2 separate regions of the Mus musculus genome follow, and region 1 is linked to region 2. Evidence: chromatin loops called from intact Hi-C (ENCODE). Cell type or tissue: heart. All regions are shown on one strand. Links, peaks and the distances in the headings refer to the core of each region. The heading gives the core; the rest is flanking DNA. Region 1 overlaps Ush2a (usherin). Region 2 holds the start of Gm37896 (a long non-coding RNA gene).

Evidence for each region. A loop is a pair of places that touch in the nucleus more often than their neighbours do. Peaks named below come from ENCODE experiments on the same cell type or tissue, not always from the same donor. Only the 100,000 strongest peaks of a DNase experiment are listed, where the experiment ranks them.
Region 1: a loop joins it to region 2, with 7 times the contacts of the local background. A loop is called at or near these places in 2 of 42 quality-filtered maps.

The regions. Positions count from the first base shown.
Region 1 is chr1:188,798,137-188,813,821 of GRCm38, reverse strand. Ush2a (usherin) reads right to left here. Exons shown (of 71, transcript NM_021408.3): 50 at 3,426-3,649. Among named protein-coding and RNA genes, the nearest start is that of Gm25269, 46 kb to the right of the region's middle. In heart, for the core only: a CTCF peak has its summit at 8,525 (motif pointing right); no DNase peak of the experiment used is centred there.
Region 2 is chr1:187,438,663-187,454,347 of GRCm38, reverse strand. Gm37896 (a long non-coding RNA gene) reads right to left here and starts at 6,478. Exons shown (of 3, transcript XR_865841.3): 1 at 6,252-6,478. In heart, for the core only: a CTCF peak has its summit at 6,016; no DNase peak of the experiment used is centred there.

The DNA.
Region 1 (15,685 bases), core at 3,648-11,647, 1.4 Mb before region 2:
ATTTGCATGTGGAATTAAAAAAAAAAAAAGATGGGACTCTGAGAATCTGTGATCCAGTGCTGTAAGAAAGGTTGACACTGGGCCCAGCAAGACGGGTCAGTGCATAAATGCTTCTGACGCCAAGTTGGAGATCTGAGTTCAATCCCCAGGTCCCGTGTAGAAGAAGAAGAGAACCAACACCACAAAGCTGTCCTCTGACTTCTCCATGGCACAAAGGTGTCCCTGACCCCAAGACACAAATAAATAAATGTCGCAAAAGTTTAAAGAGCCAAGCTAGACCCTCAATACGTAGTTTTTGGACAGCTAAGTATTACATTTGTCATTATAATTATTTACAGTTGTTAATCTTCTCTCTGAGGGATTGCTAGGTTCTTTACACTTACTGATGAATGTTCTAATCTGAGGAAATTAAGGGGTTAATCATTGTAGATTATAGGAGCCATAGAGAGGGCAATAGTCATACAACACAGATTCACATTGCATTCCTGTATATAAGCAATAAATGGGCTTTAAACAGTTTTCATATTAAAATTTGATTTCTCTTCTCTCTTTCATGAAAGGGTAAATTATTCTCTCTAAGTTCATCAAAATAACATTTTTTTCAGAAAAACATGGCAGCAATTCCATTAAAAATGGGGAGAGTAAGTATGCATTTATCATCCTCTCTGTGTAAAGCCCATCTAAAGGACAGCAAACAAGCAGATTACACACAGGAAATAAAACAAGGAAGTCTAAGGAAACAGTCAAAGTTGGGAGGCAGCTGCCCAGAGTAGAGGCAGGAGCTGTGCTGGTCAGAGACACTTCTTCCTTCATCCCCCAGGACCAGCTATGAAGTCACCATTTTCCAAGCCCATGTGTATTAGCAGAGGCCTTCTAATCTGATTATATATATATATATATATATATATATATATATATGGCAGTGGGAAGAGTATCCAAGGACAACTCAGCCAAGAGTCTTTTATTTCCCGTCCCAGTGTGATGTTTGTGAGGTGCTAGGAGGTGACACTGCTTTCTAAGATGCTGCTTGGAAAAACACTGCCTAACTAATACTGGATATGATATGAACATTTCTAAACAACCAACCAAACCAACCAAACCAAACCAAACCAAACCAAACCAACCAACCAACCAATAAAACCAAACCAAACCAACCAACCAACCAAACCAAACCAACCAACCAACCAAACCAAACCAAACCAAACCAACCAAACAAACCAAACCAAACCAACCAAACCAAACCAAATTGACCAAACCAAGCCTAACCAAACCTAACCAACTAACCAAACCAACCAACCAACCAACCAACCAAACCAAACCAACCAAACCAACCAAACCAAAGCAAAGCAAAGCAAAGCAAACCAAAGAAAATCCAGCTGCTAAAAGGACAGGTCTGAAGCATTTCTTCCACTCACAGAAACTTAAAAACAGAAAGAAACTGGTATTTTTGGAAAGTTACACATATACTAAATTGTTTGGTGATCACTTTCTAATGTATACACATAAGTCATGCTATATACTACACACACACACACAAACACATACAAAAATTAACATGTAAACAAAGCTGAAAATCATATTCTTTGGAGTCATCACCTATATGAACTTTTTTACTCCAGTATAGTCTGTTTAAGCAACAAAACTCTAAATGTGTGGGTTGGCTTAGTGGTTAGGCAGGATTGATAGAGAACAGGGGAGCATGTGTCTGGTAGCGGTCTTTGGTATGGCATGAAAAATTAGAAAACTTGCCCTGGATGGCTCCCTGGGTGGGTGGCTCCCTGGGTGGGTGGCTCCAGGGGTGGGTCCTAAGACAGGGTGTCATCGCTCTGTGTGTGTGTGTGTGTGTGTGTGTGTGTGTGTGTGTGTGTGTGTGTGCTGTTACTGGCTGCAGCTGGCAGTGCATGCCAGAATGAGACAAGCTGAGGAAGAGCCAGTGAGATGGAGAGGAGAAGAGAGGGCACAGTGGAAGGACAGAGTCGGGACCCAGATTTAAAATAGCGAAAGGGAAAGGGGGAAGTCAAACTCAGAGCTCTGAGCAGGAGCTCTCCTGTGGCTTCTTAGTCTCTGCACAGCAGGCAGCTCCGCAAACCCACTCCCAGCCTGGCCTAGAGGCCTAGGACACGGGTTACCATTCTCAGTCACCCCACCAACTCCCTGGCAAACAAGCTCGCTGCCTGGTGACTACTCTGCCATTCCTCCCACGGATAGACAGACCACGAATGACCACGCACAGCAAGTCCTCAGATAGCCTCTGATGAAGGAAGCAATTACAAAACATTAAAGATGAATAGGCTTCCGGCAAGCAGAAGTAGAGCAAAGAAAAGAAGGGCCAAGGTTGTGCTAAACAAACAAATGACACCATTGAAAAATAAAGCAAACCAACAAAAAGGACCTTACCAATACCATCAAAATCATAAATATAGTCTCCCAAAGCCCCAAAAGTCCCTTAAAATAAAATGGTTCTCATTGTTAAAAAAATTAATCGAAATGTGAAAACATAAATTGAAAGCAACACCTCACCGAGGTAGATAAGAAATTCATCAGCGGATGGGAAGAGCTGGAAGAAAATGTGGACAGATTAAAGGGGGCCAGGGCCAACTAAGTGGTGGGAACTAACACAAAAGTGACAGTAAATTGTTAAACCGTTGGTGAAAGTGCGTTCCCCAGAAGGGAAGTGGTGAACTCCAGGGCAAAATGGTACCTTCCCCTTCATCATTTGAAAGCTGGGGATGCAGCCTACCAACAGTGTAAATGCTTGTCTGTCATGTGCAAGGCCATGTGCTCCATCTTCAAGGCTTCAGAGACCACCAGGCTTACTGTGAATCATCGTAAGCCCACAGAGAGGCTCGTCTTCATGAAGTCAGATAGGGAGAACAGGTCTTACTTGAGGAAACAGAGATGAAGGCTGCTACTCAGCTCACCATCTGCCCATCCCATAGAACCGTGCTGCCTACACGCCCCCACACACCCTAAAATGAGTGTTACATCTTCAGTCATTTTCTCTGGAAAACACACCCATAGACACACTCAGAGGTGTGAGTCTCAGGAATTCTAATTCACAGGGGGTTGACAGTTGCGATGAAGCATCACAGTTGGCAGTCACAGCACCCAGGGCTATAAATGGCGCTGTATGAGGGGCAGGGAGGACGGTGCACGGTCTGGGAGCACGCACCTCCAGCCCTCTACTCATCTGAAGTGCTGGGCAGAGCTTCTCAGAGAACAGCTAATCATCTGGAATTCCTTTAGAATTCACTGCGCTAGCATCAATCATGACAAACTCATTCTGTATTAATATGGATAGAATGCAAAAAATGAATAATGCACACATGAGTTTTTATATTCCTATTTTAGAAAAATAGTTATGAACAACGTGTTTCTCTTTCCACCGCCAGAGCAGCACCTCCAAGCGGCTTTCTATCAATTACCTTCATCGCCATTCCAGCTGAAATCTCATCAGAACAAACATATTTCAAAGGATTATATCCAACCCCATCACAGCATCGCTGGCTCTCTGGACTCAGTTCAGTGCCGCAGCATTTCACTGGTGTGGGGTCATCCTTTCTAACATGTGCTTTAGACTCTCCACTGGAAGCTGAACAGCATATGGTCTCTGACATATTCACATAATCCTGCCCACAACACAGCATTCCTGCAACAATAAAATGTTATATATGAATATCAAATAAAAAGAGGGAAGAAAACTGAGGCAGCCATAAAGCTTGGTATAAAAACGTCAGACTTGGGCAGTTTCAGTGAAGGGGCCACCGTAAAGGTAACATTTCCCCACCAAGGTGATTTAGATGTGCGATGAGGGTCCTTCTTACCAGAGCACCAGGCACTCATTAGGAAATGAACACACACTAGAGGAACTGTTCGGAAATCACTCGGCTGGGCCAGATGCTGCCCACACTCCAGTAAAAAAAAAAAAAAAAAAAAAAAAAAAAAGAGATCGGATTTTTGTCAAAACTGCCTGTCCCTTTTGTGATGATAACATCATGTTGCACAAGTTGGCTAGCTAGAGTAAAAGGTCCTAGAAAGAAAGCTCTAGAAATTCACAAGGGAGATGGGAAATGTGGTGACATCCCAGATGAGTAGTTCTTGGTAAGGGCTGCGTAAGCCTCTGCCTGGCTTTGTCTGGGGTGTAGCATTTGCCTCTTGTGCTCCTGTGAAGTCTGAAACAGCCATAATCTTCCTTTCTCCCAAAATGCGACTGGGTACATACACCCAGGTCATGGATATGGCTCAGTTGGCAGAGTGCTAGCCGGTATTTGCTCTCCAGTCTGTACTGTGGGAACCAGATGGTGGTACATTTCTGTGATGCCAACATTAGGGAGGTGGAGGCAGAAAGATCAGAAGTACAAAGTTGTTTTCAGTAACACAGTAAGTGTAAGGCCATCTTGAGATTCTGGGGTACACGAGACCATGTCTGACAAGACAACAACAGCTATTCAAACTTCAACAGCTATACCTCTAATAGAGCACATGAGTAAAGACAATAGTGAGTGACCACACTGTGTGACCACACTGGCCAAGATGTGACAGTTAAGAGGCCACGGAATGCTCAGCCCCATGCTCCCATGTTCCCCATGTTCTCCTTCCAGGGCTCAGGGACCACTGTGGAATGAGGGCTAGAAAGATTGTAAGAGGCTGTGGATGCCTACAAGGAAACAGCAGGGCAGTGAGCCACAGTGGTTACTGCTTTTGACATCATACACCATCCTGTGCAAGCCCAAGTCACCCCGAATCCCACGATGGAGGAGGAGTTGTCAGGAAGTCTCTCCACTGCTGAGGATAGAACAGAACTTGTTAGTGCTGGGGGTTGGGGGGGGGTCAGCTCTGTTCTAAGGCTGTGACCTCTGGTGAGATGATCCTTCTCCAGTGGAAGGCCAGGCACCCAAGAATACATTTAGGGGAACTGATTGGCCTTGATGGATTTAAGAAGACAAAAAAAAGAACACACAATTGGGTGAGTTGGGGGAGGGGGTTGAACATGATCAGAACCCATTGTGTAAAATTCTTAGCCCACTAAAGCATACCACATACACACACACACACACACACACACACACACACACACACACACACACTCACACTCACCCCTCATACCACAGCACACACACAAAACCATACATCCTATATACCACACCACCCGTACCACAATACCATCCCCCTACACAATACATTCCACACCACAGCACACATACACTACACACATTACACATACCACAACATGCACACACATAACAAATAGCACACCACACAACACACCCCTCACCCTCCATACTACAGCACACACACAAGATCATACATCATACATATCACACCACACATACCATCTCCCTGCACGACTCATACCACAGCACAGCACACATACCCACCACACATACCACAATGTGCACACACGCACACACACACACACACACACACACACACACACACACACACACACCATACTCTCTAATCTCCTCTCACACACTGTACACTGCACTATACCACACACAGACACTCAGACGCACAGATACACACACACACACATGCACAGACACATATACACTACACATATCATACCATACACACACATACACTACACACCTCAAACACACACCTCAAAGAAAGTAGTCAAACATGTTTGTGGTCCCCGAAAAGCAACAGCATGGCAGCCAACCACTATTTTCCGGACTCACTCTCAGCTCTGTCAGATGGCATGGTTGTCAGGCTGGGGAAAGAGGCCTTACAGGGAGAATCACTGACTCTCAGCTCTGTCAGATGGCATGGTTGTCAGGCTGGGGAAGAGGCCTTACAGGGAGAATCACTGACTCTCAGCTCTGTCAGATGGCATGGTTGTCAGGCTGGGGAAAGAGGCCTTACAGGGAGAATCACTGACTCTTGTACCTAAAGGGAGACAAACATACACCTGGAGGACCAATAGACTTCTCTCCTACTGACCAAATACCTACCACTTATTGCCATGGAAGAAACCTAGCATATACTCAGACATAAAGGCGCCAGTTAAATAAACAGCACCTCTGGGGTTAGATTGTGCAGGAAATGCGGGTGTGTAGATGGCATGTCACCATGCTGTCTTATTAGAATCTGCATCTGGTTGTGCCGCAACCTGATGAATGATTCATTTTAATTAGAGTTCTGTTTGTTTATTATTAGTCCCGAGTGATATCGCAAAGAACTTCAAATTCCAAGTGTTCTGGGTCCTGAATTGTTTAATCTGGTCCTGTACAAACACCCCTATTAGGAACAACATTCTTGATAACAGACCAAAGATTTTTGAAGCCTTTTTATTTTATTTTTTAAATCATCCAGTAGACCTCAGTGTGGTGGGTCCCTTAAAGGAAGATGCTGTTCAGTTAAGGCTCTGAAGGACCGTCAATCACACTGCTGTTTATACTTTAAAAGATTTAAATATTTAAAAATCGCTTATATGACTAATAATAGATACTGGTCATTATAGAGTTTTGATGTATCATGCTGACCTAAATGTGGCATGACAACTCTTCAAAGTAATTGAAAGTAAACTATGATATTAATAATTTTTATTAACCTTCCCGGGTCATGTTCTTGATAATAAAATATGCACAGCAGGGTTCTCATTGTAGACTGAGTCTTAATTATGTGGGTAAAGACAGGTTTATTCATACAAAATGCCTACTTATAGATGTGTGTTCTCGACACAGGAAAATGAAAGTGGACTCCATGGGCTTGGGTTCTGTGTTGTCCACACATGGACATTACTTCTCTCACACACGGACATCGCTTCTCTCACACACGGACATCATTTCTCTCACACATGGACATCACTTCTCTCACACACAGACATTACTTCTCTCACACATGGACATCACTTCTCTCACACATGGACATCATTTCTCTCACACACGGACATCACTTCTCTCACACACGGACATCGCTTCTCTCACACACGGACATTACTTCTCTCATACATGGACATCACTTCTCTCACACACACGGACATCGCTTCTCTCACACACAGAATCACTTCTCTGACACCTTTGGATCAGACATTTAAACACAACCTTGGATCTTTGACTGTCACTTTTTTTTTCCTCTAGTAATTTTCTTAAAACTATTCGTGTTTCCATTTTAAGGAGCAATCAAAATCTGAAAACTGGCCTTTTAGGGAGGAGAATAATTCTCCCCTCTCCTCTCAAATTACTGCATGGCTTCACCGTGCTTTAAGTATGAAATCAAAATGCAGACATTGACCTAATTCGAAACTCCTAATCAGTCATCGGATCGCTCTGAGGGACTTTTGACAGGTCAACTAAAATTTTGATAATGAACTGCTTTTATATGAAGGGAAGAGGAGAGAGAGAGAGAGAGAAAGAAAACGATGCTTTCTTTGTCAAAGGGCTGCATCTTGGCTTTTCTGAGTTTTCAGGCAAGATTTCACTCACATAACAAGAAGTGACTCCCTTTCTAGTTTCCTTGGTAAACCATTACTTCTTTAATTATTATCAACCTTGTTCCAGTGTGATAAATTGCTAATTACTTAATACTCTAATCAGCGTTCATTCTTTGCACAGATAAACCATGACAGTGCCATTAATTTAAATAGTAATTTCACTTAATGGCCAGAACGGCACACCAGATTTTTATGCAGCATTTTCTGAAGACTGCATCCATCACTGTGATATTCTGACATAAAGATGTCTGACGTGCACTAACTCACTTAGGGAGAGCAGATGTTGCAGAGCGGGGCCTGGTAGTAATACCCATGGTGCATCACTTCAGCATGAATGAGCCGCAAATACAGAGACAGGCCAGCTTCTGAAAGGCATGGCAACAACCTTTGACCCTTGCCTAATTTATCACCCACAGCACTTGACTTTTGAACTCTGACACACAGAAGTCACAATCTTAAATATGCCCAAAGAAAAACAAAATAGGCCATGCATTATTAATGGCTTGGTCTGTTCTTCCAAAGGCTCCCATCACATTTGTATGAACGTGGAGAGTGTCTTTGAACAAGACATAGAAATTATCAATACATTCAGGAGTAGATGTTTATATTTCAGGATTGCATAGTCTTTCACAGTGTGTAGACAGCCGATGGGTGGCTTCTATTCTATTGTAGACAACGGAGAAAGAACTAGAAGACGCTTGGAATCACATTAGCAAGTGTGGCACCAGCATTTGCTTAATGCTCAAAACTAGTGAAGAAATATTTATCAACACACCTGATGCTTTAATAAATAGCTTAAGTCTATAAAATGTGCTATACATTCCCCAAAGACAACTAAGAAAGAGACACCATTCTTCCAAGAAAATAACAGTAAAGTGTGAAAACCAGCCCTGGGTCGGAAACCTCATGTTAAACTCTGGCCTCAGTTTGCATTCGACATGTTTTAGCACAAGGGGTTCTGCATTTCAGGCACATAAGAGAGAAGAAACAGATTACAATTAGTGTCTTCAGAGCAAACTTAGAAAACTGGGGGAGAGTACTAAAAAATAAAAAAAGATTAAAAAAATTTTTTTAAAAGGGCATTCTTGCTTGGGATAAGCAGTAGATGGCGCTATGGTCACCACCACAAAACAGCTAACAGCTAAGCCTGCTCCCCAAACCACTGCCATACATTTTAGTGCATATATATATATATATATATATATATATATAATATTACATTATATTTTTAAAAAGACTTTCATGGTCCTATGGAGACTTTTTTGGGAGCAATCTCTTCCAGGTAGCTCTTCTATCTTCTACCCTGGACTTCTGTACCACCCCTCTCCTTTTGTGCAAAACTTATATAAATTCCATCTTAAAAGAAAATATTCATTTTTCTGGTAGGCCCCATTACTTTTTCTCAAGGCAGAGTCTAGAGCATGTAAACCCAGAATTCTGCTATGAAATAATTTCAGAAGCATTTGCTATCAAAGACTGCATGGACCTGATTTATAATACAAATGAGGGAACATAATCTAAAGTCAGGGAATGATCTTGTTCATGGCTAACAAAAAATCTCTGTTCTCTCTGAATGATAGAGAAGGTTTTAATTTTGTCTTTTAATGTTAAGGGATACATCAAGTCTAAGCTAAGATTAACAGCATACATGATAAAACCATATACGCAAAACACTAAGGGAAAATGTGTAATAAAGAGATTTAAAATATATTCGGGGAAAATGGTTAGGAATACGTATCTGAGGGAATGACTTTCATCCCAAGATACCTGTATACTGCTTCCACACTGCTCATCCGCCCAGAGAGAGCACTAAAAACCATAAACGCTACCCCAGCACTTCCGTTCCTACAGCATCTGTTAATTCACTCCATTTATAAAATACATATTGACAAAGACAACTGAACTGGGACCAGGGAGATTTGATTTGGTGTGAGAAAGTCAATTCAATGTGATTTTGTTAAAGGGCTCCTGCAGGCAAATAAAAGAGTTTAAGTCATAAAGTACATAAAGGGATGTTTTACGAGCCAGGCCGGTGTCGTGGCAGGCTCACAATGCCAGGCGGTGAGAGAGGCCAGGTTTTGGAACTGTGTTGTAGGATCCAAGCCTTGTCCGGCAGGTGTGGTGAGTGGCCGGGGTGGACAGAAACAGATCTGTGAGCAGCCGTAACCATGGGGCAAGACCAGAAAGAGAGAGAGCAGAGGAGGCTGAGAACCTGTCTGTTTTCAGTGTGTCCGAAGGGAAGGTCACAGTAATAAAAAGATTTTTCTCCTTCATCTTACAAGTCCTGAGCCTCTGTCTTCTCCACCGTGGCTACCAGGGTTAGGTGTCCAGAAAGCACCCCAGAACTATGTCAGTCTTGCTTGGGAGGAGTTGAGGAACATTACAATTTGAGAAAGGCTTCTTCACTGGTTGCCGATAAGAGGACTTAGTGGTCAAGAGAGGACTCGGCGGTTAGGGTACTGACTGCTCTTGCAGAGGACTCAAGTTCAGATCTCAGCACCTTTGCCAGGTGGTTCACAACTACCTGTGATGCCCTCTTATGGCCTCCAGAGGCACCTGCAAGCATGTGTATACACCCCTCACACGCATGCATAGAATTAAAAATAATACAAATGATTTCGTTTGAAAAAGAAACACCTGACTGGTTATCTGTCATTGTCACATGGAAGGAAAAGAAAGTGATTCTGAAACTTGGCCCACGGGTGGACTTCAAGGGTGTGAAGAAGGCAGGCGATTTGCACGAGTGCTTGTGTGGGTGTGTACTTGTGCACATGCATGTATGTGTGAGTGGATTTTGATGCACATTAACTGAAGATGAGAGTTCATAACTTGGAAAGAATTCTCTAGAAGGTTGAGAATCTGCCCTGGAGGGCAGTGACCTTGACCCTGTTCTCCTTTCTAGCACTTTGGCTCTGTCTTCTCTTTCTGTCCTTGATTTTTTTTTTTCTCTGCCACCCAAATGCAACTAGCCTTTTAAAGTCAGAATTAAGACAATCACATTCACTCTTCTGGGATTACTCACCTAAATCCTGGGCTGGCTCAAACCTGTCTCCCTCTGTTTCTCTGTGTAGATGATACACTTCTCAGAAGCCAAAGTGTGGGCTCTTACATGGGGATCAATTCCCCACCAGGTCAAGCTGTCTCCCGAGAGACCTGACTCAGTGTTCAGGACTCTGACACAATGGTGCACCCAGATTTAGCTTTCTTCATCTGCTTAACGCGATGATCTCTCAGCTTAAAAAATGTGTGTGCATTAGACTGTCGGAGAAAGGGGGTGGGGGCAGGGGCTGGCGAGGAGAATGGCCGAAGCCCATTGCATGCATGGATGAGAAAGTCATAATGAAACTCATTAGCTTCCACAATTAAGACACACTCGCAAAAATTGAAAAGAAGAGTCCAAGAAGGGGAGTAGCTCACAGCCTCATGGATGCTACTGCTCTCGGATGATCGAGAAACTGGGGAGGGGATGCAATTCTAATCATTTTTACACCCAAAAGAATGATTTCTTGAATATAGACTCAATACACTCTTGTTTGTTCAATGGAAGGGTATGGCAGTTGACTAATAAAGAAAAAAAATGAAAAAACCAAAGCCTACCTGCCTGATTAATGACATACACTTGTAAACCCATCACTTGGAAGGCTGAGGCAGGAGGATCAGGAATCCAAGGTCATCCTGGGCTACAGGATAAGATTCTGTCTTGAAGGAAACAAACCAAATCAAACCAAAACAACCTTTGTGCATGTGGGTTAAAGCAGAAGATGTGTTCTATCCTAGAATCAAATCCATTAAAAAATAACAATAAACTCATATAAAGATGCGTTTCTGTGGCATAAATACATTTTCCAATACCCAAAACTAAATTTGTGAGAAGAATAACGTTCTCTTACACTTTTTTTGTAGGCCAGCTTAAGGCCTAGTGTCTCAGACAGAAGCTAAATTCTCCCCTCAGCTTCTCTGTTGCTGTAACCCATGCCACATGGGACCTGGAAAATGCTGCTAGATACCCAAGATGGGGTGAGAGTGGGGTGGATTAGATGACCCAGTGGGTAAAGGTGCTTGTGTCCAAGTCTGATGACCTGACCTCGTTGCCTGGGGTCTTTATGGCATACGAAGGGAACGGACTCACGCAGGCTGCTCTGCTCTCCATACTTTGAGCCACAGCATACATCCCCATGGTCCTCACACACAGATAAACAAACATATACACATAATAAAACCTTAATGTGTACATTGACTTAGTATTATTCTGAAAACAGTTTCATTCTCACAGATGACCTACAGGGCTTCGGTTAGTCCCATAAAGAGCTGCCAAGGCTGGAGCACACATGCATGCGGCAATGTAGGGAGAGCCAGGATATAAAAATTCATAGACTACTAAATGAGGTTCAATGAGGGAAAGATTTAAAGGAAAAAATATTAGGTAAATGTGGAGAAAATGAAAAAAAAATGGCGGGAGAAGAGATGCCTTAGCAGCTAAAGTATTTACTTTGTAAGTACAAGACCAGAGTTTGAACCTCAGAAGCCATGTCATGGTGGCACATGCTTGTAGGATGTAACTGAAACAGGAGTTACATTGTTATACATTGTTATGAAGTTTGTTTCCTAAGCCTAATGTATCCTGCAAACTGTGTCTCTCAGTCTCTGCTGAACTTGTAACCCCATGATGTATACCCATCCCTTTGTCTTGCTAAACTCCTCAACACCTGTGATGACGCCCCTTCCACAGGATGTATTCTTTTTTTTTTTAAATTGGGTATTTATTTCATTTACATTTCCAATGCTATCCCAAAAGTCCCCCACATGCTCCCCCACCCACTCCCCTACCTATCCACTCCCACTTCTTGGCTCTGGCATTACCCTGCACTGAGTCATATAAAGTTTGCACGACCAATGGGCCTCTCTTTCCACTGATGGCCAACTAGGCCATCTTCTGATTCATATGCAGCTAGAGACACGAGCTCCGGGGGGGGGGGGGGGGAGGTATTGGCTAGTTCATATTGTTTTTCCACCTATAGGATTGCAGATCCCTTTAGCTCCTTGGGTACTTTCTCTAGCTCCTCCATTGGGGGCCCTGTGAGCCATCCAATAGCTGACTGTGAGCATCCACTTCTGTGTTTGCTAGGCCCCGGCACAGTCTCACAAGAGAGAGCTATATCAGGGTCCTTTCAGCAAAATCTTGCTAGTGTATGCAATGGTGTCAGCGTTTGGAAGCTGATTATGGGATGGATCCCGGATATGGCAGTCTCTAGATGGTCCATCCTTTCGTCTCAGCTTCAAACTTTGTCTTTGTAACTCCTTCCATGGGTGTTTTGTTCCCAATTCTAAGAAGGGGCAAAGTGTCCACACTTTGGTCTTCGTTCTTCTTGAGCTTCATGCATTTAGCAAATTGTATCTTATATCTTGGGTATTCTACGTTTCTGGGCTAATCAGGATGTATTCTTGCTGGTATCTACCCCACAGGCAGCCTTGAGCCCAGAGTTTCCTACTCTTCTGTCCTGGTGCTAACAGCTGATCATCTCAACAGCTCTTTTCTATCAGCCCTAATCCTTCTGCATAAAAAAACCAGTGAGGGGCTACTCTCTGACACCCCAACTTAGGGGAGGCAGTCATCTGGCTGGTCCCCTGTGCATTTATAAACACAGCTTGTCATAATCAGACAGTCAAAGAAATGTTCCCTCCACCCCCCATCTACAGGACTAACAGTAGTCCTGGCACTGAAGAGTAAGGACTTAGCCTACATATAAAGTTCCAGGCCAGTAAGCAATCCTGTTCAGAAAAAAAGGTGGATGGACTACATCTAAGGAATGGTTTCCACAATTATCTTCTGGCCTCAGCATATATGTATTTGTGCATATCAACCGCTACACATGGGAACATGCATACACATGTAAAACATGAAAATAAGTATTAAATTAAAATATTTCTGACATCAACTGGAGAATTGAAATGAATTTCAGACCATTCCCAAAGTAGTAATACTGCAATAGAACACTGTATTGGGACTTGAATCAATGTATCTGAAATATAATAACCCAATAATGTTAAGACTTGCTGATTTGCAGATGGGCGGGTGACATTGATGATAACATGAGTCAAGTAGAGAGAATTATAGTTTACACCAGTGGTTCTCACCCTTTCTGATACTATGACCCTTTAATACAGTCCCTCATGTTGTGATGACCACCAATCTTAAAATTATTTTTATTGCTACTTCATAACTGTAATTTTGCTGCTGTTATGAATTGTAATTTCAATATATGATATGTAGAATATCTGATATGTGATCCCTGTAAAAGAGTTGTTTGACCCCCAAAGAGGTCGTGACCCCCAAACTTGAGAACTGGTGGCTTAGACAGATACTACCCACTGAGTACAGTTAATACAGTCAGCTCCCCAGATCAGGAGACTCACCACAGAGCACTTTCAGAGATCTGAAATACTCTGATCCAAAGGAGATCCTGCGTAGAGATGTCCACAAATCTGACAGTTATCCTACCTGTTTATGAAGCATAATAATGAGCCAGGGTACTTAAGACCTCATTTCAAAACCTCAACCAATTTAAAAAGAAATCGTGATATTGTGATCACCATGTGAGAGGGAAAAATTGAACTGCAATAAAAATCTGCTGAAGTGCCAGGGTCGGCTGGACAGACAATGAAAAGGCATACGCAAATCATATGCAAATCACAGTGAAGGACGCCAGGAATTATGGGACACAGATATTTTAAAAACTGTGCTGGATACTGGAGAGATGATTCTGTGGGTAAGAGTGCTTGCTGAACAAGCATGAGGAACTGTGTTCAAATCCCCAGCGCTCAGGTAAAAGTCTAGCATGGCTAAGCACACACCTGCTACCTCAACACCATTGAGACTCTACTGGAGGCTGGCTGGGGCTAGTTGCCAGCATAGTTCCTGGTTCAGTGAGAGACCCAGTCTCACGGTCATAAGGCAGAGGGTGACAAAGCGAGACAACAGATGTCCTCATCAGACCTCTGCATGAACACACATGGGTACATACAGCACGCACACACACACACACACACACACACACACACACACACACACACACGTTCACACACATGCATACAAACACATAGACACATATACACAGACATACAAGATACACATATACACTCACATACATGCTAACATACATGTGCACACTCATGCACACATGCATACATACACACAGATACACTTACATGCTCTCACACACATGTTTATACACATGCATGCAAACACATAGGTACATAAACACAGATACACAGATGCACACACACATACACTCACACACATGCACATATTCATGTACACATGAACATACACACATATACATATGCAGGCACGTACACATGCACAATACACACATGCATACAACACTAGATTATATAAGTGAAGTTTCCTGGACTTCTTTTATATTTATAATTATTTTCTTATTATGAATAAATATTCATTTTGAATTTTGTTCCTTTCCTCCACCCCTTCCAACTGCAAGTTCAGCCCACCCCAGGCTCTATTCTGGATCACCTGTGTGGTCTCTGGTACGTCTCTATTGCCCACATTTCAATTGCCACATTAATTTTAATATTGTTATTATTTTGTGGTGCCAAGAATCAAACTCCAGGCCTCACAGATACTAGTAAGTGATTTACCACTGAGTGATAGGCCTGTGCACCTTTCCTAAGCTATAAAATATGAGTAGAAAAATATCTATTTGTGGAGTAGTTATAAAGATTAACTTTGGCATCAACGTACACAAGAATAGACACTACACTTGACAATAAGGCCTTATCTCATGGTAATGTTTGCTATTAATATTGTTATTAGCAAATTAATTTAATGTTAGAATATATATTCGTAATAATATTAGATATATGAGAACAAAAAATTAAAAGATTAATATCTCAATGCCACTTTAATTATTTTGTCTACTATTAGTACTTATTAGGAAATATTCTTCGGATACAGAAAAAATATATTTATGGAGGAGTTTGTTTTGATTTAGTATTCTTTTGGTGGGGTAACTTCATAAAGAAAGGTTTTTTTTAAAAATGTATTTTTCAAAAATTTATGTGTCTGAAGCTTCAATCTCCATGGAGACCAGAGGAGGGCATCTGATGCTAGAGTTACAGGTGGTTGTGAGCCCCACAACCCAGGTACTAACTAACCGAACTTGGGGTCTTTGCAAGAACACCAAAGGCTAGTAATCACTGAACCACATCCTCAGCTCCAAAAAAAGAAAC
Region 2 (15,685 bases), core at 2,763-10,762:
GGCATGGCTTCGAACTCATGATTCACCTGCCTTCATCTCCATGCTGGAATTACAGGTATATGCCACCATGCACAGTTTACGTCGTGCTAAGCATTAAACCAATTTAATTTTTTTTTGTTTGTTTGTTTTTTGTTTTCGAGACAGAGTTTCTCTGTGTAGCCCTGGCTGTCCTGGAAACTCATATTGAAGATCAGGCTGGCCTTGAACTCAGAAATCCGCCTGCCTCTGCCTCCTGAGTGTTGGGACTAAAGGCGTGCACCACCACACCTGGCTCAACCCAGGGCTTATTTCGTGCTAGGCAGGCACTCTACCAACTGAGCCTCATTCTCAGCTCCCCAGCTTTTATTTTGCATGAGTGTTTTCCTTCTCATATTGACAAAGTTTAAAAAGACTCCCCGGGCTTCCCACCCACACTCATGCTACCATGTATGTGGTGCTTAGCCTGAAGTGCATTCCATCACTTGATCTTCTTACAAATGTCTAATTAGAAGCATTAAGATGGTTTGGGAGGTGGTTTATTATATGAAAATGTGTCCTGCTTAGGCACGAGGACCCAAGTTTCAACACACCCAGACCTACCTGCACATTTCTATAACCCTAGCACCGGTCAGGGTGGAGACAGAAGACTAGACGGGACTTGCTGTCCAGCCATCTAGGCAGAGAATTCAGGCTCCAAGTTCAGTAAGAGACACTGTCTCAGAAGAATAAGGAGAAGAGTTATACAGCCAAGCATCGAATATTCTTCTCTGGCCTCTTCACCTAGACTTGTGCACATGTCACACATGCATAAATCATGCACAAGTGTCCCTCCACACAAATAAATTACTAACAAAATTAAATCATTTTTTAAAATTAAGAAAATGCATTTAATACATACTAATTTTTTCTGTGATGATATTATGTATAATTCCATATATATTATGAGATTCTTATAGAAAAGTGTCATATTATGTGAACAGATATCTAATTGAGACAATTTAAGGTAGAAAGAATCCATTTTGGCTCATGACATCAGAGGGTTCAGCTGGAGGTTACATCAGCCTGTGTACCTGGATAAAAGATACAGTGGCCGTAATGTATGACATCACAATTCAAACAAAGGGGTGCTCTGTGGGGGCTGCCTGACATCTAGAATTCGCATCTAGATTCACAGTCAGAATCTGCATCAGCAGACTCACATTGAAAATCCACTCCCAACCCCCACTCGACCTGAGATGCACTCTCAGGCCTGTTTTCCAGGATCACCCTGCTGCCTTCAAACCCAGTGCAGAGCGCCCACTGTAAATTATTCATTTTGAAGGTTGGATAATGCATTTGGTGCATCCAACATTCGTAATAAACAACCACACTTAGAGCACAGGTCTTCATGCCAGAAAACAGCCTCCTTCATCTTAATCTTCTCCTTCTCCGTTTGCACATCGTGTTCCTCGGGCACTTTCTCACACTTCCTTCCCTTGTTAAACCTAAGTGTATGGGTAGGGCAGAGCGGGCGATGCTCTTGCAGGCATGCCCGTCACTCTAATGATCCTTACCTCCTCTTGTGCCAATCGAATCTGGGAGATGAGAGGATTAGAAGGTCCCACACGCTGCAGCACAGCTTTGAAGGACAGTCCGCTATGCCGTTGTTCTTCTCCCACTCATAAACAAGTGTAGTACTCCTGTCATGGCAGGCACTGGGTTAGCCTGAGAGTGTTATCAGCGAAAATTTAAAGCTATCCCTCAGTGGGTCTTGCTGTGCTGTGGGGGAGATCGTGTGCAGAAATGACTTCACTCTGTGTGTTCCTTTCTATGGTGGACATGTGTCGGCTGTGTTTTAACCCAGAAGAAAACCCAAAATGGGTGACTATGACAATTAATATAGATTTGCAGCTCAACGGGATTTAAAATTACCTAGATTGCAATCCCCTGGGCATGTCTGTGAGGGAGCATGCAGATTGGATAGCTGAGGTAGGAAGCGCGCCCCCTGCCGTGTGGATGGTAACATTACATGTTTAGGTCCCTGATCAGAATAAGAAAGAGAAAGCAGGCTAACACAAACCTCTCTCTGCTTTTCAACTGCAGATGTACTGTGACCAGCAGCCTCACTCCTGGTCTCCATGCCTCCCCCAACCCGTGACAGACTGTCTTCTCAAACTATGATCCAGAATAAGCCCTCTCTCCCTTTAGTTGCTTCTGTCATGTAAACCCTCTGTGTTTTGGTTAATAAAGTTTGGTGTGTAATCAGCTGCATTCTCTGGAGTTGTGTGTCGATGCCACCTTATACGGAACTGCCTCTGGGGACACAGAAAAGAACGAAATAGAATTTCTAGAGCTGTCAGACCAAGGTAGTTTGCTGAGATGCCCAATGAAAGCTCAGGATTGCCCTTCCCTCCTCCACATTGAGTATTGTGATCTAAAGGAGAGGAAAGTTGGATAGCGTGATTAAGAGCATTCTTTGGGCAGCTCTAGTTCTTAAGACTCTATAAGATGCGTACTTCTGAAGGTTTTTTTTCTCCCCTCTCCAAGTCTTACAGATTGTAGCTATCATTCATGTGCCACCCTAAACTCTAGGGTTCACTGATTACAAAATACAGCATGGTAGCTGTTCTCATGGACTTCCCTGGGTGTGTAAGAAACAACTCAAAACCCACAAAACAGTTAACTGGTATTGCCAAAGGTAAAGGGTTCAAAAATGTCTCAAAAACTCATTAAAATGTCCCGTATAACATGAACTTAGCTGCAGCTTTTGTATATTTGAGGTGATTTACTTCTGAGGTGTTGAGTCAAGATCTTACTATGCAGTCTAGGCTGGCCTAGAAACTCACTATGTGGCACAGGCTAGCCTACAGCTCTCAACAATCCTCCTGCCTCAGCCTCCCCAGTGGTAGGAGTACAGGTATGAGCCACCCATCTGACCTAAGAAGACTGTTTATATACTAGACTAATAAGGCATGTCTCTTATTTTAGATTCTATTTGTGGGTGTTGGGGCACTATGTACATACACATGGAGAACAAATTGCCAGAGTCAGTTCCCTCCTTCTATATCTTGTGGGTCTGGGAAATGAATCTTAGCTCATCAGAGGGACCACTGAGTCACCTTCTCATCAGTATCCTTTTAACTGAGAACATGGTGGAAGGTACTGGAGTGTCAGCGGAGGCTAGGACACGCATGGGGTAGGAGAGAGCTCCGAGGAGTCTCTGAGCACCATCTGTCTGCTCCTCCGACAAGTTCAGAGCCTTTTGAGTGTTCAAGATACTACGGTGGAAGCAACCTCTACTCTGTAGCAATGTCAGATGCAATCAGAGCTGTGGTCCTGAGAGATAACTGACCTGACAGAAAGAACTCACTCCTCAGGCAGCAAGCGGACAGCTCAGAGGTAGCAAGGAGATCAGGGCTTCTCAGAGCAGGCAGCACAGCCCCGAGAGCTTCCTCCCAGCCAATGGGCTTTGGTGACAGAGCTCAGTAGGAGGAAGAGATGGATTTGAATCTGAGCAGCATTTAAATCTGAGCTTAGAGAAGCTAAGGACTCCATCTGCAGTCACAGGACACCTTGATAGGAACATCACAGTGTGAGGTGGACAGAGGACACAGTACCTAGAGGCCAGCCACTGCATATTTATAGTGATAATTCCCAAAGTTTTGACACTGCTGGGGGTCAAAGGAGAATAATCTCCAGGCGCTGTGGTGTGCATTTTCCTCAGACAGTTTTCTAGAAAAGCTGACAAAATTTTCTCACTGTGATCCCAACAATTGTCTGTATCTGTTATCTGACTACAAAACAACATTCAAACCCAGCATGGGAATACATACCATCATCCTGCCATTCGGGAGGGAGGATAAAGAAAAAAAAGCCTAGCCTGGCCTCCTACCGGGTGATACTTTGTCTCAAAAAAGAAAAACAAAACCAAACACTGGCAACAACAAAACACACTTGAAAGATTTACTCTGCACATTTACATGTGGCACATGCCTTTAATCTCACTGGAGAAGTTGGGGCAGGAAGATAGTGAATTCTAGGCTCGCCTGGGCTACATTGTGAGTCACTGTAACAAAACAAACAAAGGAACGAATGGATGAGTGAACAAAAGATTCTGTCTAAGTGACCCACTGAAGGTCAAGGTGCAATGGGGGCTGGGCTGGAAGTAGAATCAAGTATTTCTGTCTTGTTAGGTCTTTGCAGTGCTCCAGGCTACTTCTTATTTAAGCCTGTGTTCTCTAGAACTGCCAAGTACCTACAGAGAACTTCTCCTTGGGTGAGTGTGGCAGGCTAGAATGCAGGGGTGTGGGGGTGGGAATGTGATTGGTCAATTTGTGAACTGGACAGTTCAAAACAAGAGAGGGGAGGCCCGATAGAGGAGGATGAATATCCTCAAATTTCCTCTTCCTCTCCGTTCTCAGCAGGTCTTAGCAGCCCCCGTTTCAGGTCTGGTTTAGTGCCAGGTGCACATGTTAGAGGTCTTGCCGGGTTGCCTTTAGGGCAAAGAACATGAAATAGAGCCATGGTACCTGTTCTTAGGGTAACCCAGAGGGAGCTAAGGGTAGAGGGTTGTATCACAGGAATCTTCTGTGTCTAGGAAACCCCAACACCTTCCAAGCCGGAGCCAAGTGTGCAGCCCCAAGGCTTACTAATGTAAGATTTCTGTGACCAAAGGCCTTGACACGCATGGTTCTACTTATCAGTGAGAGTAATATAAGCAGATACAAGAGTGAGTAGAGCTGCCTCATTAACCTGGGTCTGAGGCTGAGGGTTATCTTCTGAGAGCATGCTTCTGGTTTACAGAGGCACAGTATTGGGGTACAGTTCTGCTCTGGGCCCTGGTTTCCCTCAGCTTTGCTCCCTGGTTTCGCTACCTACCGTTTATCACTGACCACCTTGCAAAGAAACTTGACTTCTCTTTGCATTAGCTGACCCACATTCACATCTGAAGCTTAGTCATTCTGTTGTCCTGGTGGGGCTTAGGGAAGGATACTTAAGGAGATTATGGTATAGGAAGCTGAGCTACAGACACGGAGAGCAGAGCTAAGGAGATGGCTCAGTGGTTAGGATCTTGCCATACAAGCTTAAGGATGGAAATTCAGATCCCCAGAGCCCACGTAAGTGACTCGGAGGTATGAGGGCTCACATGTAATATCAGTCCTGGAATATGGAAACAGAGCGCCAGAGCTAGTTGCCTAGAGGGACAATCCATATCAGCCAGCTCTGGGTTTGATTGAGATATCCTGTCTCATTGACTAGGGTGTAAGAGTGATTAGAGATGATTCTGGACATCCATAGTGAGCTTCCACGTGTAAACACACACGTGTATCTGTGTTCGCACACACTCAAACATGCATACACACATACCTGTACTGCATGCACACACATAAGGAGGCAGAGCCTTACACAGGCGTGTTGAAGGGCTCAGGTTCCCCATTTGCAGTTTCGGCTTTCTCCAAGAGTGTTTCCCACAGAGGCTCAGTTTGCAGGATGCTTGACTGCAGAGGTTCAACCCCATCTGCAAGCCTCCAAAGTTGTCCCTAAGCGTGCTAGCATAGCCTTGCTTCAGGAGTCCGGTATTTTAATCCACCAACATGTTTAGACTTTGAGTCTCTTCGATTCCACATTTGTGACTGCGGTAACATGAACCATAAAAATCTACCATTTTGCCATTTTTTGCACACACTCTTCGTGGTATTGAGCATATTCATCTTGTAGTGTGACCGCCATTCCCACTATGAGTCTCTGGAACTTTCCCATCTCCCCACAAGAGAAATTTAGCCCCATTAAAACCATAGCTCTCTGTTCCCCTTTCCATCCAACCCCCATCGACCTGACCCTCATGAGTAACTGTTAAACTGTTTGAGTTTCACCTTAAGACGTCTCAGGCTGCTTTAGCCCAACATGAAAGAAATGGAATTCTCCAAGAGAGCAGAGCAGCAAAGGGCGTTTCTGACAGGGGACAGCTGTGGGCCTCTGAGGCCCTGCCACCTATTAAATGCTTTTGGAAGCAGCTTCCAAGCCTTCGGAATTCACCAAGGAGGCAGGAGCTCCCCCTACAGCCTAGTGACTCCATTGCAGCAGTGTGGGCGAAATCACTAAGCACCAGGCTCAGAGTACCTAAGAAATGAAAAGACAGAAGAAACCCATCTACAAGCTGCTTGGGGGATGCTGGGGATAGCGTCTCTGCCTCTAAAAGAGGTTTCCTCCTTCTCTCCTCCCCACCCCACCCCGCCCCCGCTCATACACGCTGGCTTTCACAACCCTGCCAGTTCTTAAATCTTTTCTTTTACCTCCACTGTTCAGTCATCCATAAAGCTGAACCTCTGGTAAGCGAGGATTTTCTTCGAGAGAACTTAGACTTCCGCAAAAGAGACCAAAGATGCCAGGTATTAAAGGAAACTCAGAGCTCAGCCTTTGAAGGCAGTCTGGTCCCAGAGGTTTGCTTCGGACCTCCCACAGGGCAGGAAACTTAGTGTTCCTGCAAGAATCCTTGTCTGCGGTCTAAATTCCAGCTCAAGGAATTACATCCTTCCTTATCCGGATTTAGCCCTTCCTGTGTGTTTTGACGGTCTTTACTATCTGTATGCTTCCTTGGCGAGGCAGCATTTTTCCTGAGGATATTTTGCCTTTCCGTAAGAGCACAGAGATAGGTGAGCTCTCTCAGCGTTGCAAATCATCCACAGATGAATTATAGGCCAACCCAGAAGCAAGGGAGCAAAGGCGCCCGGAGCACAACCTTGGAGGATGAAAGACCTCACGAGACCCACCACTCACGCTCCGCAACGTGCGTAATTAAATGGCTGCTGTTATTTACTTCGTGGTGTGGAGTTGCCACCGCCCTCTGGAGTTTTATAACTCTTCTAGCAAGCAACTCTAGCACTAAATGAAGGTCTTCTTGCTGGAGAGTTGCTTAGCCAACTCAAGTTCCTGCATTGGACTGTCCCCAGCGATAGGTCTTAGGTCTTACTTTGGCATAAATGAATTGTGTAAATTGTTATTTGTGTTTTTAAAAAGCACTAAAATCCACCACGTATCCTCATGGTTGTGTGAAAGCTTCAGTTCATATATTCAGTTATTGAATACCACCTTCCACGTTCACAGCTTTGGAGAAGTTAGCTGGTGGCTCGGTCTTGGAGTTGCGTCATGTCTAAGCTGGGGACACGTGAGTAGTGGTAGATTGATGTGTTGGTTAAATTGGAGTTCATGGAAAGTCATTAGTATTGCTAATGGAAAATATCACAAGACACACACATTGTATAATTAATCTGGAAGATAATGAAACATTCAGGAAATCAGCTAAGGAAGAATGACACCAAAATGACGGAGCAACAGCACATGCTCTCACACATGCCCTGGTTCTACGTTCATCATTGCTATAGATATCACTTAAGCCAGACATTTATAGTTGTGGCCAATAAACACATGCTGATAGAATGAACTTTAGCCATAGGGAAACTTTCATGAAAGGCCACACCAAATACAAACGTGCATTTGATAAGCTTTGAAAAATGGACATAATTTTAATAGACAATGAAAAAAAGTGAAAGGCCTTTGTGCAGTTTAATAGAACTGTGTCTCTTGGTCATTCATTTTAGTGAATAAAGGATATTTATATAAGCAAATGGCTCCAGCAATCATCCTTGGCATGGAGAGTCCTTGGCATGTGTTAGGTGGGTGGCAACAGAGTGGAAGGAAGCCAGCTCATAGAGAGGGCTGCTCTGTGAAATAACAGCTAGGGGCTAACGCACAGAATTCATAATAAAACATGAGAATCTAGATAGACACGTTCGGGACCAGTCCAGGGGGCTTAAGAATGATGTGCCCTATTGACCCGAATACCATAATATGAGGAACGCATGCTCCTGTAGAAGCAGATAATTCAGAGATACCTGTGGAGAAGTGGATGGGCTCTGGGAGAAGACAGTCGAGAATTTGGCCATTTCAACTGTGTGGATGCCAGACAAGGAAGGTCTAGCATAGAGGAAATGCAAAGAAAGCAGGTGATTTGGCAATTCAGGAGGCCACATCTGGACTAGGTGGCATAGCAGGTCCAGTTATTGCTCATTGGCATTTGACCTTAGAAAGCACCCTCATTCTCCTTCTTCGCCTGCAGACCAAACAATTTCCTCGACCCGCTCTAATTCCTAATACTTTAGAATTGTCTAAAACTTAACACTTCTAATGTATTAACAAGCCCTCATTCCTTAATGTGTTTCCTCCTCCACCTTAATGTGTGGTGACATTTCATTTTACGGCTTGGGATAACCCTCATTCTCTGAAAAATTTCAGGTTGACATTCTATTACAGTATAGTGTCCAAGTCTTCTTAGTGCAGTGTCGTCTACAGCATCTGAAGAATATTCAACTAGTACTTTCCTGATCGTATACTCTCTTATGCATGTGGTCATTCTGAAATAAAGTCAACATAGAACATTTCTCTGTAAGTGAGAATTTTATCTTATTCCCCACTGTCAATTTAAAGCTCACATACATAAAACATATGAAGAATGGATGGATGGATGGATGGATGGATGGACGGATGGACGGATGGATGGATGAATCGTGTGATGGAAATGGGCAAAGGTGCTTTGGATTATACCTTTCCAGAGAATGAGAAGTCATATTTTGAAATGCATTATGAGTAGAGATGGGTAGCCTTATTTTTGTATTTTTATCATTCTTTGAGGACTCCAGAAGTGGTGCTCTTAATCTTCATCTTTTATCTGTTCTTTGACACCCAGTTGTCTTCACCCACTACCTAAGCTCACATGAAGGCTGTGGGCTCAGTTGTGCTCTACACCTCTCTTAGGACCAGAACACCCACTGTTATTTCCATCAGGAGCACCAACTGAGGTTTTCTAGGCTAGGGTCCTAGTGTAAGTTCACAAGCACCAACACATTTTCTCGGCTTAAAAGAATACGCTATTATTGTGTGGCAATTGGTAAAGAACTTATTAATTAAGGATATAAGATAGAGAGAAATCTCCCAGGAGGCAGAAAGCCATTATGAAGACATTGTGGAACCAATCTAGCAGTTAATGGAATACGCAGAGGTCCTTTGCAAAAAGAGAAGGGGTGGGTAACTTTCCAAAAGAAATAGCTATCCGCAGATTAGTGATATTAAAGACCGAGGGAAACTTTACCAAAAGACAGGTAAAGTCCGAAAAGAAAAGAAATGATGTCATATAGACCTTTGGTTTGATACAATGCAATCTCCCTCATTATAATATCTCTCCATCGTAAACACACCACCACAAAGCATAAAAGTAAATTGAGATGGAATTGGAAATCAAAGTAGTGTTGCAAATGAGAATTAATAGTACATTTGCTTTTGTTCAGGGACAGGGCCATCGGAAGCAAAATAAATAACTCATTTCAAATGCCTGTGAGTTGTTTGCTTAAGAAATAACTATCAAATTAACAAGAAATGCCAGACTCCCTTCCCCTGACTTTCTTAAATTGTAGTGCACACCCACCCCACTCCCTGCATTGTACTAGGATGATTCTGTGTTGTGGAAAGAGATTTGTTGAGGTGGGGCAAACAGTGCTTATTCAAGAACTGGCTTCTCCAAGTGGGGTCTTACATATGTGCTCTATCCCAGTGTTACTGTTCAGAACATCCCAATGACCTCAAGTTTTGGGAACAGGTGCTCATTAGAACCTCCCACAGCAATCGTTTTAACAACACATCATCGAAGCACAGAATAGTTCCTCACTGGTCCTCAGCAATCCTCTTGTTGAGGTCTCCAGAAGTGATGCTCTTAGCCCCAGACATTGCATAAAACAGGAAAGTTGGGGGAACAAGATTCAGGGCTGGCTGGGATCATCTCTCAATAGGTGAAGTGCGCAAATTTCAGGCACCAGAGCCTAGGTTTGATTCAAGAACCCCTGTGAGACGAAACAAAACAATAAGACTAAGCATGGTGGCTTGCCCTTCTAACCCCAGTACCGGGGAGACAGAGACAGGTAGGTTCCTTGGACTTGCTGGCCAGCCAGTCCAGCATACAGTGAGAGGGAGATCCAGTCTCAAACATACTAGAGGAGGTTACTGTCTGAGAAATTATCCCTGAGAATGTTTTCTAATCTCCTTGTGCACATGTGTGCCTGCACCTCGCACCTGCGTACACACAACACTGAACTTCAGGACAGGCAACAGGATCAAACAGTTGTGTAGAGGAAGCCGAAATGTTGAAACAAGCTACTGAGGTCCCACAGTGCAGGGGAAAAGCCATACCCTGGTAAAACACCACTGTTGTATAATGACCTGTAGTGTTACTGCTTGTGCTGATCTAGAAATCAAGCGCAAATAAGTACTTCCTGCTTACCAGTTCTTAGTAGCATTATTGAAGTCGTTTCTGTCACAATAGATGTGAATGTTCTTATAAAACGTTGTTCTCAAAGGATTTTTCATTTCTTTCATCTTTTATCATAAAGTTTCATCATCTTCTTTAAGAATAGATATAGAAAATTGCTCCGAACTAATAATATGTCATCACCATCATCCTCATCATCACAGCCTCATCTTCATCCCCCTGCATCTTCATCATTGTTATTGTCCTTGTCATCTTCACTATCTCCACTGGTCATACAGAGCTCTGGCTCACCTTGTCTTTTACAATCTTTTGTACACTTTATGCAGCAAGCAACCAACACTGACACCATTCTCGATTCTTTTCCAGATGAGACTAAAGGAGACTCAGAAAGTGAAAGCGGTATCTCATGAACATAGAGTTAGGCAGCGTTGACATGTCCCCAAACTGCAGATCCAGAGCCATGTCCAGTCAGATCCAAGTCTAATCAGATTTGTATCCAGTATGACCCATGCCCAATCAAATCGGTATCCTTGGGGCTATGCTCAGGGATCGGTCATCACACTTGATACTTCTCTGTCCCCCCAGCACTGGGATTACAAGGGCCACCATGCTTGGTCTTGTTTTGTCTCACAGGGATTCTGAGATCAAACTCAGGTCCTCATGCTTACAATGTGAGCACTTCACCTATTAAGAGATGACCCCAGCCCTTAATGTTGTTCCCCTGACTTTCTCGTTTTATAGAATTTTTGAGCCTCGTGCTATCAAATGAAAACAAAACCAAAATCAAAACAGGACTGAGTAGGAGCTGAGTAATTTGGGTTTCTTTCTGTAGTCTACTCACTGGACACAATAAACAGTTTTTAAAAGTCTCTAAAGTCTCTACTTCCCTCTTCCATCTTTGCCTTCCTGTGTCCACATGGGTAGACATTTTCTGCAGTGTTCCGGGACATATCTATTGAAGGGCTTCTCAGATCTGTTTCCATTGGAGCTCATTGGAGTTATTCTTGTGTTCCATTCATGAAGGTCTGTAGATGTGCCTCCCAACACTGCTTTAGAAAAGGAATTTTTCTGAGTAGCGTTTCTTGTTACTGTTAAGATGTCATATCATTTTCTACCATCTCCCAACTGCCGCCATTTTGTTTTAGCCTCTGTTCACACCACTATTGCGTGATTAAAAACTTGACCTCTGGAGATTCCTCGTGTCTGACTGGGACTGATCCTTGGATCTCACAAGCTTCCCTCGTGGTGCGCAGCATTCTCACTACAGTGACACCTTGGCTTGCTGCTTTCAAACTTTCTATTTTCCCTCCCTTAAATTATTTTGCATTGTTTATTCTGCACATAGGAGGTTCCTTCTCAATTTTAGGTTTCAGTTTAAATGTCATCTCTTCAGACTGAATCTCCATGATTATAATAATTAAAGTAGCTTCTATTACATACATACATATGCACACATGTGTACACATATACATGAACATATACACGGAGATACACACAATACACATGTAGATACACGTGCACACACACATACACACACCACAAACACTTTGTCTGCTCATGTATTGGCTTAGTGACACTTGATATATGATTGGTGACTGTCATATTGAGTGATCTGATTTGCCTATCTGTGTCCCCATCCCTACCCCAAACCTACTGACAATGACATGATTGGGCTTTGTCTGCCTTATTCAGAGACACTTCGCAGTTCCTGGTAGAAATTCTATCACCCAAGAAATACGTGTTGGGTAAACGAATAGTGTGTCCATTCATTTATAGCTTTACACCATGCTGTAACGGTGAAAATATATTCCATAAATAGAAATAACAGGGTTTCCTTATTCTCAGACTTGCCAATGTATAAGTGTTGACTGAAGTGAAATCATTTGTGCAAGACTTCTTTTTAGCTAGAAACAGAGCCCTGAGTAGAATGAATGTATTTTGCCTTCCAGAGAAATAAGTATTTATTGAAGGTCCTCTTCTCAAGGGCACTAGTAATCATCTTGCTTGCCTAACTTTCCCATAACTGCTTGCCAGCTTGTGTCCCCTCTTCTGCCTGTCTCCTCGGAAGTGACTAAGCACAGCCTGCTTCTTTTCCAGAAAGCTGATCACGAGCCCCACAGTGGGCATGCTTGCACGGACCTCTTCTTAGGAGGACAGTGGGACCCCTCTTTGTAGCTAAACAGAAGTGATTTCCCTTTCAAAGAGCTTGAGTCTTCTTCATTGTTTGCATCACTCTAGAAAAGCCTGTGTCCACAGCAGTTACTTTCTGTTTTGTCTTTTTTTTTTTTTCCCAGTGCTAGGCAGTGAACCAGAGCTATATCCAACCAGGAAATCACTCTACCTCTGCTTCTTAAGATTTTTGCTCCCACTGGGGTACCATGATGGGCCCCCAATCTTTTGAGGGGCTTTGATAAAGCTGTTCCTATTGTTTCTGAGTTCTCGACAGACATTTATTCCTACACCTTGACCAGTTGTGAGTCTCTGTATTAACTACCATTCACTGCACAAAAACTTCTCTGAGGAGGACTGAGAATTGTCCTAGTCTATGGGTAAAGAGATACAAATTTAGAGATACAAATTTAGAGACATACACATTTAAAGAGATACATATTTAGAGAGATACAAATTTAGAGACATACACATTTAAAGAGATACACATTTAGAGAGATACAAATTTAGAGAGACACAAATTTAGAGATACACATTTAGAGAGATACAAATTCAGAGAGATGCAAATTTAGAGAGACACAAATTTTGATACCATGTCCATTTAGCAGAAGTATAGTAGTAGGTTCAACTCTGGAGCCTGAGAGCTCCCCAGTCATAGGTTCTTGGTTAGATTTTCAGTACCAGGAATGTGAGTTCTTCCATGGAGTAGGCCTTAAATCCAACCAGAAAGGAGTTGGGTACCTTTATAACGTTCATGCCGCTATTATATCCATGGTCCTGCCTTGCCATCTTGGTCATTACGGCAATTTTCAAGGTCCACAGCTAGGGGAGATGCCCTCACACAGCACACAACTTAACCAAGCACACACCTTCCAGTTCTGTGAGAATCAGTAGCAGGGATGGAGCTTCCTTGGCTTCTCCATGTCATGTGACTGCTGGGTGTCATGTGACTGCTGGGTGTGACATCTCTTCAGCAGTACACCTTACCATCAAGTCACATGACTTACAAGTTCCCTGTGTTTTCTTCAAACATCTTCCATGTTAGTTACCCCTCCTCTAGACCCTTGTCATTCCTCTCACCCTGTTTCCCACCTAAACCTCCCTCCTCATCTCTTGCCTGCTCATAACACTAGAATCTCAGCTACAAATCTTTGGTTCCCTCCCATACTGGTGCACTGCAGAACTGTTCACTCACTTAACCTGACACTTTTATACTTTTAAAATTTGAGTCTTGCCATCTGGGTCCCACCTTTCAAAGTTATTATATTTAGACCTATTTGTGGCCCTCCTTGTCACTTGTCACTTATCCTCAGCCTTCAGTTAGCCAGTGTCTTGCACAGTTCCTGGCACACACAGAGGCTGAGGAAGTATGTGTGACATTGGCACAGATCGTCTGACATCCTCACTTTACCCATCACATAGAATGGGTTCTTTAACCTTTTCGATGATGGATGATAGAGGAACAACTGGCTGGTGGGAACAAGAAGAGCTTGGCTTGACTGTAGGCAGAGCTCAGGGGCAGCAGACCAAAGCCGTTTTCACCTTTTGTTTTCATTCATTTTAGAACAAGGCTGGAGGAATGTGTGTTCAAGACCAGCCTGGGTGGCAGAACAAAACCCATCTCAAACAAGCAAGAATCAGGCTCTTTGCTTCAATTCTTTTTTATCCAAGCTTCAAATTTTTCTCTTATCCTATTAAGACAAACCAGTAACCTGAACTATCTCAAACTTTGTATGAATTAAGTGACCGAATACACTTCCAAAGCACAGTTTAGCGCTAATTTGTTCAGGTCTCTAGTACACAGCCTGGTTCTAAGAAGACAAATTGTATGGTCCAGTTTATTATGTGAATCACTTCAAAGAAAAGGGAATCACAGGGAGAGACTTACGACAGGGTGGACATGCTGAGCCCACGTTCCTACACTCGAGAACGGACTCTGCAAATAAGGAAGTGCTTCAGATGTGGTAGTCCTTGCAACTTAACCAAGATACTGGTGGAAATAAAGTCATCTGAAATGAAGTCTGTGCTGGGCGGTTCCGCACCAGTACCGCACAAAGGAAATGAGAAAAGAGCAAGAGAGACCGAATTTGTCACATGGCGACTACGGGGGGACTGTAGAAAGCATCTAATCAGAGCGGCGCCAGGGAGCTTGGAGCTGTCCAGAAAGATCCGGAGTTCTCCGTGGTTAATTGCCCTTGATGGCTGCTGGTCAGTCATGCATGACAACGCCCGCATGTCTCCCTGCTCCCTGCCTCTGTGCATTGCTGTCAGCATTCACTCCAGGTGATGAGCAGGGGCCTTGGACCTTGGGGAAAGAGTGGGGGGTGTCTGGGCCAGATTTGGGGGTTGGGCTGGTTAGAGAAACATCTCACTGAAGCAAAGCCATTTGGATCCTGGTGTCCCGCATTTAGGAGAAGGGATGTTACCTGTTTTAACTCCAGCCTCTCACTTCTTCCCACAAGACCTGCGACGTGTTTATTTCCTTGAGAGGAAAACAAAACTGGGCCACTCCGCAAATGGGCAGGAGGCCTGTGACCCGAGGACCATCGGTTGGCAGCATGTGAGCCTCCTGTGCGGTCAATTATCTTTGAGCACATGCTTGAGGCTGGAGAGAGAGAGATTTAAATTGCACTTGAATAATAAAGGACATAATCTTTCTTGGTGACCTAGTGCTCTTCAATCTCTTCATTTGGTCTGCACAGGACGGCAATAAATAAATAAATAAATAAATAAATAAATAAATAAATAAATAAAATAAAAATCATGCTTCTCCTGAGACTAATAACAAGAAATAGTCCTTCTAGTCCTGGAAAAATATTTTTTTAAATTTTTTTTTATGACTGTGATGCCGTTGATACGGACTCTCAGTTTAGCTGTTCATTTATAGTGTGAGCTGAGTCTAGAGCCTATTTGGAGATGCAGACCCCAGGCAGGAAGTTCCTAAAGATTACTGAGACATCTCAGTGTATCCAAGTCTCACCGAGATAATCACCCTGGATCGCTTACTACAAACACATACACTGAACTGGTCAGACTTCCCGTTGCTGTGACAAATATTCAAGGTGAATTTCTTTTTTTCTCTCCATTAATAAATAAATAAATTAGCTTTATATCCTGATCGCAGTCCCCTCCTATTTTATCCCAATACCCCCTCACACAGCCTCTTCCCCATTTTCCATCCCCCATCCCCTTTTCCTCTGAGAAGGGAGAGGATCCCCTGGATGCCAACGCATCCTGGCACCT